Linked DNA regions of Homo sapiens: all the other regions are linked to region 1. A link is an interaction called in ENCODE POLR2A ChIA-PET data of the cell type or tissue named here. Cell type or tissue: PC-9. All regions are shown on one strand.

What was found. ChIA-PET counts read pairs that join two places held together with the same protein. Peaks named below come from ENCODE experiments on the same cell type or tissue, not always from the same donor. Only the 100,000 strongest peaks of a DNase experiment are listed, where the experiment ranks them.
Region 2: POLR2A ChIA-PET joins it to region 1 with 7 read pairs; 2 of 35 experiments call an interaction of 5 or more read pairs at or near these places.
Region 3: POLR2A ChIA-PET joins it to region 1 with 10 read pairs; 1 of 35 experiments calls an interaction of 5 or more read pairs at or near these places.

Annotation. Positions count from the first base shown.
Region 1 is chr1:93,963,200-93,967,199 of GRCh38, reverse strand. No RefSeq gene overlaps it. Among named protein-coding and RNA genes, the nearest start is that of GCLM, 56 kb to the right of the region's middle. In PC-9, a CTCF peak has its summit at 2,812; DNase peaks (open chromatin) are centred at 1,059, 2,189 and 3,379; H3K4me3 peaks cover 2,658 bases; H3K27ac peaks cover 4,000 bases.
Region 2 is chr1:94,099,693-94,103,692 of GRCh38, reverse strand. It overlaps ABCA4 (ATP binding cassette subfamily A member 4), which reads left to right. Exons shown (of 50, transcript NM_000350.3): 5 at 551-678. Among named protein-coding and RNA genes, the nearest start is that of ABCA4, 19 kb to the left of the region's middle. RefSeq lists an enhancer at 1,802-2,302. In PC-9, no CTCF peak of the experiment used is centred here; DNase peaks (open chromatin) are centred at 1,942 and 2,432; H3K27ac peaks cover 3,734 bases.
Region 3 is chr1:94,299,673-94,303,672 of GRCh38, reverse strand. The region is part of intron 2 of ARHGAP29-AS1 (ARHGAP29 antisense RNA 1); the gene reads right to left. It also overlaps a transcript of ARHGAP29 not described here and the pseudogene GAPDHP29. Among named protein-coding and RNA genes, the nearest start is that of ARHGAP29-AS1, 54 kb to the right of the region's middle. In PC-9, no CTCF peak of the experiment used is centred here; DNase peaks (open chromatin) are centred at 2,282 and 3,292; H3K4me3 peaks cover 409 bases; H3K27ac peaks cover 2,736 bases.

The sequences.
Region 1 (4,000 bases):
TTCCAAACAGAATACAAAACACAGAGGTTATAAAGGGAAATTTAGGCCTATTTGCCTAACTAAAATTTTGAAAATGTTTAAGAACAAAAGTTTCCACTAACAATGTCAAAGACAAACTGATACAAGTGTCTTCAGTATAGATAAATAGAAGGTTAATAATCATAATACATAAAAGGCTTCTACAAATTAAACTCTTTGAAGATGAAGGACAGGAGAGAAGAGAGTTTTATTTGAAAGAGTGGGCAGAGGCAAAGAAAGGGGAAAAGAACAGTGAGAGAGAGAATAGCCTCTTCCCATCCACTCGATCCCCAGGCTGATTTTGAGGCCACCTACAAGAGGCATTAGCAGCAGAAGCTGATGGGGACTACTCAGTCGAGAACTCATGAGATGCAGGATCTGAGCAGAGCAGACTGGGGACCCAGATGACAAAGGACACTGGCACACATTGAGCAGACTGTCCTCTCCCACCTCTGCCTGGACACCATCATCCCATCTATGCCAACCAAGGACTGGAGACTCAGGAGGCACCTGGAGACAGCACCTACGACGTGGACTTTGGTGTCTGGCTCCCATGAACTTCTCCAAGCTTCTGTGAGCAGCAGACACACAAGGGTGGGAGCAAACGTGGGAGAAGAGAAACAGAGAGGTTGCCATATGGACTACAAGCACCAGACAGGCTTATGGACACATGTAAGGCACCCTTTGGGGGACTTCTGGAAAGAACTGGGGGACACTTTGAGGGTCCTGAGGGCTTGTTTTTGCTTGGGTGAAAGATACTGCAACAGGAAATGTCTGGACCTACATATATATGCATTTCTTTTAAAGTTTGGAAGGATAATGGTTGGGAGGGACAGGACTGTAAGGGGAGGCAGGAAATTCCACTTTCTATTGTATAAAATTCTGGAATGTTTCTTTTTTATAAGGAATATACATGTACATAAAACTTTAGTAATAATAACTTACAATAAGATAGTCCCATTTAGAAAAAAATACACAGGATATGGCACTGGCTTTCAAGGATTGAGCTCTTCTCCTCACCGTTGCTGGTGACAACATGAGTCCACAATGACATCATCTAGTGCATGCCAATACCTGTGACAGGGAATAAAGCACAGAGCTGCAGGAGGCACAGGAGCTTCCCTGGGTCCAGTTTCCAGAACAGAATCATGACCAAGGTCAAAAGCTGGCTTGGTGGCCAGCGTGGAGTGCCAGGGTTACCTGTTAACCCTGGCATAGAGCCCCTGAACTTGTTCTGCCTCCAGAGCTCTTAGAAGTTTTTCTTAGAAGTTCTTCTTTTGTGGGCTGACACCATGGGATAAAAAGGGTTTCTCTCTCATAAATGCTTAGGTTACAGGAGAGAGATGGAACTGAAGTCTCACACCCTACTGCTCCCATGAAAATGTCCAGTGTCTCCACTGAGACATGTGTGACCTGGCCCTGCTTTCCTCTCCAGCCTCATGTCCCATCCCTTGTGACTCTCTGCAGAGGGCAATAATACAATTGGGAATAGAAGAATGAGCCAAGGGGCTGGTGTGGTGGGAGGGGATCCAGATTAGAGAGGTGACAGTTTGGGGAATAGTATGTGCCTGCTACAAGAGTCCTCCCTGAACACCCCTGGGTTAGACACCATCAGCTCTGCTCCTGGACCACCCAGGGTCATCTGTGGAAACATTACTACTTTGTGGAATGTTTGACTCGTTATATGTCTATAGCCCCTACCAGACTGTGCGCATTTTTGCCAGCATGGGCAGTAGCATTTGTCACAGTTGCCTCTGGTTCTGGGCAAAAGGTTCAATAAACAGTTGCTGAATGAGAAAGTTGCTGGTCTGGCCTAACCTTTCAGGCACTCTCATGTCAGGCACAGAGCATTCTGGGCTGGGCTCTCACTTGCTCACCTGTAAGCTCCACACAGTTCTAGGGTACAGATGGTGGCAAAACTCCAACAAATAGCCACACTGGCCCAAATATCTCTTCCTGGAAGAGAAACCTCAACACACAAAAAGAATTAAATGCCGACGGAGGTCACTGAGGCCGCAGACCCCTCACCCAGAGTTCTCAATGTGCTGATTCACCAGGAGCAAACAGGAGCCCTAAGGCCTGGCAGAGGAGAGGATGGTGCACCAGAAATGGGAGTTCTAGCTCTGACTCCACCCCAGAGCCTGTAAAGGTCTGGGTTTGGTGCTGGCTATGATCCTGGGAGTAGGAAGGTAAGAGAAAAGCTGGCCAATCTGAAAAGCACATAGGCTGGGCTACACCCAACCTTGACCTCAGCTCTGGAGACAGCCCAACCCAAATCCTCCCACCTAAAACAAACTCGCCTTGCATCATACATTCATATTGTGAGTCACAGGGCAAAAATCCCCTGAAGACCCTTGTGGTTGGTGCTTTTTACAAACAAGGATATCTATATTGGGCAGCTAGCTACCTTTCCTTTGACAGGAAAGAGACATGCCTCCCCACACCTCATTTCCCACAGTACAGATCTTGTCTGGACCTTATTTTTGCCAAGACCAGGCAATAACCAGCCCTGTGGTGCTGTGCTGTGTCACCAGCCTCAGCCTCCCTCCCCAACACTTGAACTCTGGAGGCAAACCCATGCCCCTTTCCTAAGATGCTGGAGTTGAGAGGCTGCCAACTATGTTATAAGGAAGATGGGAGCAATCTATTCCCACTGAGCTAACTGAGGTAGTGGGAAAGGAGAGGGTTTGTTGAGATTTTTCCTCTATTCTATTAAATGCACAGGCTTTGGCATCAGTCAGACCTGGGTTCAAGTCCCAGCTCCGCCACTTTCTAATTATTTGACTTTGGGCCAGTCACCAACCTCTCTGAATCTCGGTTTGAATCTATAGAGTGCAGATAGGACTAACATCCACCTTGAAGGGTTGCTATGAGGACTATGTGAAGCAATAACTGTCATACACGCAGCATGGCACCTGCATAGTGCACAGTAAGAGCTTAGCAAATGTTAACAACTGTTCACAGCCGGGAAATTTTGGGCCCAGAACAATAGGGCTTATGTTTTTTTTTTTTTAATTTCCCCATGAACCATTGTAATTGAGCTTATATCAAGACCAAATCCTAATCCCACACACAGAATTCATGTCTTGTCGTGTCACCCATCTACTACCCCATAGTTCCAGCTACTTTGGATTAAACAACTGAGAGCTCAGAAGTGTACAAATAAAAATCCACAAGCAAAGACTGGCCTGTCTCTGACCGTAATGGCAAATACAAAGCCCAAGAATCCCCACAGCTCAGATCTGCTGTTTCTTTCTGCCCTGGCAGTAAGCTCAGAAATCTGGCAGCTGAAATTCAAGTTACTCACTTTGAGCGTGCAATACCTCTGCCTCAGTGTTTTTGCTTATTCATGGTGAGAAGGGTTACTTTTTAACCTTATTTAAAAAAAAAAAAAATCTCTGCAGCCAGCAGTGGGAGGACTGAGTACCAGGAAGCTGGAAGCGCCTTCAGGACGCGTGATAATAGACGTCACCTGTTGGAGAGGCTGGTCCCGGGTCCCCCTGCCAGTTTTGGGCCAATAAACCCTACTGTTCTGTTTGGGTTGGCTTCGATTTCTGGCATTTTACAAATCTAAAGGATTCAGATGAGGCGGGCAATAGGGTGAGTAAAGACTACAACCCCAAATGTAAGTTAGGGTCCTTAGCCAAACTTTCCCTGACTTGGTTAACAAATAAGCCAGTGATTAAGCACATTCTATTCTGTAGCCCAGAGAGGATCCTCCCCATTACCCAGCCACATAAACTCTAGAATAGTAACTTCAGCCCCAATTCAACATCACTTTGTTTGTGTTTGCTGCATGTGGTGGATGGCAAGCCCACCTCCAACTCCAAAGCCACTGCTGGGACACCATCAGGACCCAGAGCAAAGGAAGGTGGGGCCCTGTTCTGTGGGACTGGCCCACAGGGATTGGTGTATGCCTGGCACTGTGCCTACCACTTTACCTGCATTTCTTCAGTTAATCCTTATAACAACCCCATGCCGC
Region 2 (4,000 bases), 140 kb before region 1:
AGCTGCGGTGTGGGAAGAGCACGTGTCTCCTCCAATCCTAGACCAGAGTTTCTCAGCCTCAGCATCACTGACACTTGGGGCTAGATAATCCTTTGTGTGGGGGAGGGAGGAGTGTCTTGGGCCTTGCAGGATGTTTAGCAGCATCTCTGGCCTCTACCCACCAGCACCTCCCCAGTTGTGACACCCAGAAATGTCTTTAGATCTTGCCAAATATTTCCAGGAGGATGAAATTCCCCTGTTTCAGTTCCCCAGCCCCACCTCAATGAGAAGCACTGTCCTAGACCAACCCCACAAAGCATCTGACACCCCCATCCAGCCCTGGCTAACTTTTTCCACCTTCTTACTAAATTGGGCCCAGCTGCTTCAGCAGTCAATGTGTTGGGGGCAGCCCACTGGCAAGAGCCTCACCTCTAGGGGCTCCCAGAGACCCCAAGAACAGAACCTTCCTCTGAGAGTTGAGTTACAAGTGTTTCCAATCGACTCTGGCTGTTTTCCTTTTTTTGACCCATTTCCCCTTCAACACCCTGTTCTTTCTCTTATTCATATGTAGGAAGAGGAATACGAATAAGGGATATCTTGAAAGATGAAGAAACACTGACACTATTTCTCATTAAAAACATCGGCCTGTCTGACTCAGTGGTCTACCTTCTGATCAACTCTCAAGTCCGTCCAGAGCAGGTAGGGGGATGTCACTGGCCAGTGGTCCCTGGAGGGGAGGGAAGCACCCAGCCTGAGAAAGGCAAGAAATATATTGGCTTTTTTCTTCTTTCTTCCTTGTGTTCACATTCAGAATCCATCACTTAATGCCTTGTATTTAGAAAAAAACCGGGGGATCACTTGAGATCGTGATCATTTTCAACATAGGATTCGAAGCTGTACACATCCTGGTGACCTTAAAACATCTCAGGTTTTTATAACTGGAAGGAACCTTAGAGATCATGGGGCACAACCTTCTCTTTATAGATGAGGAAACAGAAATCTATTCATTTATTACTCAAATATTTAGGGACAGTTGTAGGTACTAGAACACAGTGTGAACCAGACAGGCAAAACCCCAGGCCAGGGAGCTTCCATTCCAGTGGGGCCACAGGCGATGCTCAGGTAAGCAGAGACTCCGCTGTGTGACTTCTGGCTGTGATGGGTGCTGCAAGGAAAATCCGGTAGAGTCGAGGGTTAGAGAGGGACGGAGGGGCAGGTTTAAGGGGGATGCTCAGGAAGGCCTTCCTGAGGAGGTGGTATTTGAGCAGAGTTGTCTGTCAGCCACACAGTAAGTGAGAGGGGAGTTCCGGGCTTGGAAGCTGCCAGCACAGTGCTGGCAAGTGCTGGGGTGGCGTCCCGAGGCTACAGAACCTGAGATGCTGCAGAAGAGCCCACTTCTGCTTTCCTGGACCACTTCCTTCTCAGCACCAGGCAAACTCCTTCTTCTATCCCCTGGCACATTTCTGACCTGTGTATACGCCCCCAATTTATCTAACCCCTTTAAATAATCTCCTCTATTTATGCAGAGCATTCTTACCACTAACTCACGACTTGCACATCCCTTAGCTCCCTTACTCCTCACAACAATCCTGAGATGGGTCAGAGAAGGAGGCTTGCGCGTCTGGTGATGGGGTGATTTGTGCACAGTTACAGGGCTAGAAATTGTCAGAGCCAGATGGAATCCAGGTCCTCTCAATCCTAATCCAGTGTTTCTTACTTCAGTCCTGTGGCTCTCAAAGCCCAGAGACCAGCAGCATCAGCGATGCCTGGGAGCTTGTTAGGAATGCAAATTATCAGGGCCCACTCCAGGTGAACTGGGTCCAAAGCCCTGGGATAAGGCCTAGCAATCTGTGCTTCACAAGCCCTCCAGGTGATTCCGCAGGCTCAGGTGTGAGAGCTGCAGCTGTCCTCTGGGCCTTCTGGGCTCCCCGCCCAGCTTCTTCAGTGTGATGAACACAGCGAGAATGCTAGATCTGCAGCAGCTGATATCCCAGACACCCTCCCGACTCCCTCCTGGCTGGGTCTGATCCTCCTCCAGACTCCAGGAGAGAACGAGACATAAACAGAACTTCAGAGCCTGTGTTAACCCTGAGATCAAGGTCTGCACAGGGTGCTGTCTGAGTCCAGAGGAGTGAGGGACCCCACCCCACCTGGTCAGCACCAGCTCCTGGAAGCAGGTTCTCACACTGGTTCCCTGCACAATGAAGGAGCTCATACCTGCTTTTCTGGCTTCTCAGACCCTGAGGTTTTCACCGAAACTAGACAAGGGGAACCTAGGGTCAGCCTGGAGGCAGGGTGAGCTTGGCGCCTGCAGTGCCCAGGCCCTGGGTGGTGCGGCTCCGGCCAGGCCCTGTTTAGCTTCCTCTCCCACCCCCACAGAGGGGGTGCTGTCGGCACCGATTGCTCATTTTCCCCTTTGCTTTCTCTTCAGCTCGTAAAACTCAAGTCCTGACAATGCCTTGATGACTTCCAGTTGGTAATAAAAGGGAGATGAAGATAAGGACAGGAATTTCGGGGAAATTTCTTTCCAGTTCCTTACTAATGTGACATTTAGATCTCTAGTACTGTGCTTCTGGCATCAGTGCCAAGGCCTTTCATGTTGGAGAATGGAGGCCGGGGTCACCAGGTTGTGCCTTTATTTCATGTTGCTGGCTCTGATGAGCTGATGCTCTGCTGATTAGCAAACGCTGAGCCATCTGCGCTTCGCAGAGGCACGTTCCAGCCAACCCGGCCCTCCCTGCCCACTTCCCAGGATGCTTTGCCTTGTGGGCTCACCTGTCTTCTAGCTCCTGATCTGTATCTCCACCTCCATCCAGTTCCGGGGCTCCTTATCAGCACTGTTCCCAGAACTGTCCATCACGATGGCAACGTTCTCTCTGGGCGCTGTCCAACATGGGAGCTCGCCTCTGTGTTGTCACTCATGCTCATTGAACATGGATTTGTGTCCTTTACCATCAGGACTGGATACCCCTCCTGGTCCTTTCTGCCTGGGGTCTTAGCACAGCTCAGAAGGAACCTCACCATTCCCTCTCTCCATCTAGGGAATTAGAAGATGACAGGGGCACAGTTCTCTGGCTCACCCCCAGCCCAGTAAACTCCTGGACATGCTTCAAGGCCCAGCTCAGATGTTGCCTCCTCAGTGAAATAATTTATAAACCCACCCTTCTTTGTCCTGCCTTCTCCCTCTTCCCTACTCACTGGAGAGTTAACAGGTGATGGTTAAGCTCTGGGTTCAAATCTCACAAGGCCACACACTTAGCTATGTGACTTCAGGCAAGTTAATTAACCACTCTGTGCCTCTCGTTTCCTCATTTGTAAAATGGAAATAGTAAAAGTGCCTACCAGCATGGCAGTTGAAGTTAAAAGAAATAATATATGTGAACACTTGGAAGGGCGCCTGACACATAGTAAACTCTCAGTAAATACTAGCTGCTTTTAGTGGCTATTCTTAACACACCCTCTTCAGTGCTCTGGTTTCACTATGTTTTATGGGTCCCTGAGATCGAAAGTGTCCACACCGACTCATGGTCAGCTGTAACCTGTGCCTCGTGTGGGGACCAGGCTGCCATGTGTAGTCTGGACAGTGTAGGAGGTGGCAGAGCTCAGGCCTGTTCTGCCCTCCAGCCCAGAGAGCCACGTCGTTAGATGTCATGGGAGACTGTGGTGCCCCGGGAATCTCACGAATTTGCCCACGGTACTCAGTGTCTGTCCAATGCTATGGGAGTCCAGGACTCTAGGAGCCAGTTAAGGTGCTGGGTGGCCACAGGTCCCTGGCCAAGGTCCAGGCCTCTCCCCTGCCACCTGATCCTCGAGAGGCCATCACGAGGGTTGTACTTCAAGAACCACTATCCTTGAGCTACCTAGGAGCTGCAGAATGTGCACTCTGCAGGGCTTAGGGCCTGCAGACAAGATAGATGCAGGGTGTCTAGTTAAATTCGAACTTCAGATAAACAACAAATAATTTTTTCAAATAATTGTGTTCTATTCGGTCCCTATTTGGGACATATTTGTACTAAAAAGT
Region 3 (4,000 bases), 340 kb before region 1:
CTTACTATGTATTCACTCACACTGCACTAAATACTTTACATCTGTGGTCTCATTTAACCCTTATGTCACTTCCTTAAAAATTGTGGTAAAATATACATAACATAAAATTTACCATTTTAACCATTTTTAAGTGTATAGTTCAGGGGGTTTTAAGTATATTCACACTGTTGTGCAACCATCACCACCGTCCATCTCCAGAACACTTTCATCTTGCAAATCTGGAACTCGGTACCCATTAAACACTAACTGCCCATTCACCCCACTCCCCAGCCCCTAGCACCACCATTTCACTTTCTGTCTCTATGAAGTTCACTTCTCTGGGCATTTCACATAAGTTGCATTATGCAGTATTTGTCCTTTTGTGACTAGCATATTTCACTTAGCATAATGTCCTCAAGGCTCATCCATGTTATATCATATGTCAGAATTTCCTTCCTTTTTTTTTGGCTGGGTACACGGGAATTTATTAATGTTATCTGACAAGGTCAGGCTCCCTAGGTCCTTCCCTTTTCAGGGTGTCTGATGTAGAAACAATGAGGAAGGTTGATTCTCAGTGTGGTGGAGGACTGTGTGGCAGGGACTTCCCAGCAACTAAAGGCTTCTCTCTTCCTCTCATGCTGTTGTTGGGGCTGGTGGTCTGGGGGCTCTTACTTCTTGGAAGCCATGTGGATCATAAAGGTTATCACTTTGTTGCTGTAGCCAAATTCATTGTCATACCCGGAAACGAGCCTGACAAAGAGGCCGTTGAGGGCAATGCCAGCCCCAGTGTTGAAGGTGGAAGAGTGGGTGTCACTGTTAAAGTTGGAGGAGACAGCCTGGTGCTCAGTGTGGCCCACGATGCCCCCGATGGCCCCCTCCGATGCCGCTTCACCACCTCCTTGATGTCATCATATTTGGCTGGTTTCTCCAGAGAGCAGGTCAGGTCCATGACTGACACATTGGCAGTGGGTACATGGAAGGCCACACCACTGAGCTTCCTGTTCGGCTTGGGGATGACCTTGCCCACAGCCTTGGCAGCACCAGTAGACACATGCAGGGATGATGTAATGGAGAGCCCCATGGCCATCACACCACAGTTTCCCAGAGGGGCCATGAGAGTCTTCTGGGTAGCAGTGATGGCATGGACTGTGATGCTGAGTCGCTTCATGATGCCAGAGTTATTATGGATGACCTTGGCCAGGAGGTTAGGCAGCTGGTGGTGCAGGAGGCATTGCTGATGATCTTGAGGTTTTTATACTTCTTATGGCTCATGCCCATCACGAACGTGGGGGCATCAGCAGAGGGGGCAGAGGTAATGACCCTTTTGGCTCCACCCTCTAAGTGAGCCCCAGCCTTCTCCATGGTAGTGAAGATGCCAGTGGACTCCATAACATAATCAGCACCAGCGTCACCCTGTGTGATTTTGGTGGGATCTCCCTCCTGGAAGATGGTGATGGGATTTCCATTTTCAGCCTTGATGGTGCAGTGGAACTTGCTGTGGGTGGAATCATACTGGAACCATGTGATTCCATGGTAGACCATGTAGTTGAGGTCATTGATGGTGATGATATCCACTTTGCCAGAGTTAAAAGCAGCCGTGGTGACCAGGTGCCCAGTATGGCCAAATCCATTTACTCTGGCCTTCACTTTCATCATGGTGTTTCAGGGACATAGCTGGTGCCTCACTAAAGACTGGGCCATCTGTTGATGGGAGGAGCTGAGAGGCTGAATTTCCTTCCTCTTTAAGGCTGAGTAATATTCTACTGAATATTTTACATCACTGTTTTATCATGAGAAAACTGGACTTAGAGGGGTTAACTTATCCAAAATTAGAGAGAGAGAGTAAGAGAAAGAGCTAGGATTTGGGCCAAAGCAATCTGATTCCACAGTGCAGCCTCATTTCCCTTGTATATCCTGATGCATGTAGGTTAAGGGCCTAGCACTGCACCTGGATCAGGATGGCTGTTGCAGAAAGGCATTCTATTGTTTTTGATTATCCAGCACCTCTTCCACAGCTTATCTGGGTAACACAACTCCTCTTTTCCTTGAGGAGCTCTGTCTATGACTGTACCCTCATCCCCCCTGGCCACCATACAAGGGGCAGAAAGCTGAACATATTGCCCAGGTCAAGAAATCAGAGCCTTCCTTCCCTCCCCATTGCAGTGACAGATTCAGGAACGGTCACATGGGTGCAATCAGAGTCCTTCCTGGTGCTATGAGGAGATTGTGAGTCAGGAGTTGTAGGTGTTCATTTTAAAAACTTAGCAGGGAGATGGCAAGAAAGGTGGAGTCCTGAGCAATATCTGAGCCGCTGGATCTAGACACGTCTGAAGCCAGTTGTCCCTATCAACTTCCCTACAACGTGATTCCCCGTTTTTGCTTTTAAGCTAATTGGAATTGCATGTCTGGAACTTGCAAGAGAAAGAAACTGACTAATTCACTAGATCAAAAGGCCCTCATGGGAATGAAAAGGAAAAAACTAACAAGAGGTATTGTGAAGCTGTGTGATGTGAAAAAGAGGAAAACATCGAGAGTCTTTCTGTGGTTCAGATACCTGGTAACCAAGAATACTGCTATTACTGAGAAGGTGGAAGAAGTTGCTACTTTGGGTAGAGTTAAACGAGAAAGTTTCTGGTACTCCCAGGAGTCCAGACTACTAGTTAGCTTCCAAAGGTAAAATGCCCAATGTCACTTATGTCTGCTAAGCACTTCATCCTCTTCAGAATCTCAAACTCGTTAGTGTGTCCAAGGTCTGATTGGGATAGGGCTTTTGGACTCTGATCTTTATCCCCAACCCTGCTCAGTAACCTGGTATGAATTCTCCTTCCAAATATAATTTATTCATTAATCTGCTCATTCATTAATTGAACACAGGCTTGCTGAGTGCTTATGTGTATAGAGGACCTATATGCCAGGTATTAAGCCTATATGCCATAGTACCTATATGCCAGGTATTATGCCAGGTGCTAAGAACACAGTGATGAGAAAATAAATATGGTCCCCTATCTTCAAGAAGTTTGTAATCTAGTGGAGAAATCAGACATAGGATGGATTATCACCCACATGAATATAATTAAAAATTGTATTACATTCTATGAAGATAATAGAGATTAGTAAGAGGTATATGGGGGGATCTAATTCAGGCGGAGGAGAGTAGGATGATTAAGGGATAGCTTCTCTGGGAAAATAACATTCAAGCTAAGGTCAGGTCAGATGAGGTCAGCACTAAAATGAAAAAGAAAGGTGGAAACCAGAGGTGTTATTCTCACCCAACCATAAGAAACAAGTGATTCACCCACCAGGAATGTGAGACGGAGAGGCTTGAAACTGGTTTCTTTAAAGTGGAGCTACTTAGGGCTCTTAGAGCAGGGACTGGCAAATCAATTAAGTATTGTAGGAACCTCACTGCCTGTTGCCCAGTCACCTCTCTGTGACTCTGCTCATGTATTCATCCATTCACTCATGCATTCAAGAAATAGTTAAGGAATATCCACAAGTGAAGGGCATTGTACTAAATGATGAGGCTTCAGGAGAAGCAAGACAGCCTCCAGCCCAGCTCTCAGCAAGAAGGAAGAAGTACAGGTGGGCCCGCCTTCAGACAGCTCCAAGAGATGCCTAAGCCTTTCCCTTAGGGAATCTGCTGCACACTGGCATATGTGCATGTTTCATAAGACTTCTATCTCTGGGCCCCAATGCCTAACAGACTGGTACACTTTTTTTCTTTCATAATTCACAGAGTTAAATCTAGTTCTCCCAGTAGAGGCAAAGGTCCTCTCTACACATAAAGCTAAGAAAGAGATCACATGTGACAACATGGCAGGCTGACACCAAACACAGCGTGGCTGCCCAGTCCCTCCAGATAAACATAAGGAAAGGTCATCCAAACACAGGAAGACAGCCGCCCCCTTCCCTTTTCCTTTACCCCCTCCCCTTCCTCCCTCTGGCTCCCTTATCCCCAGAGGGTGGACCCAGCCTTTCCCAAAGTTTATTCTAAGAGCTCCAGGCTCCCACAGTGGAACGT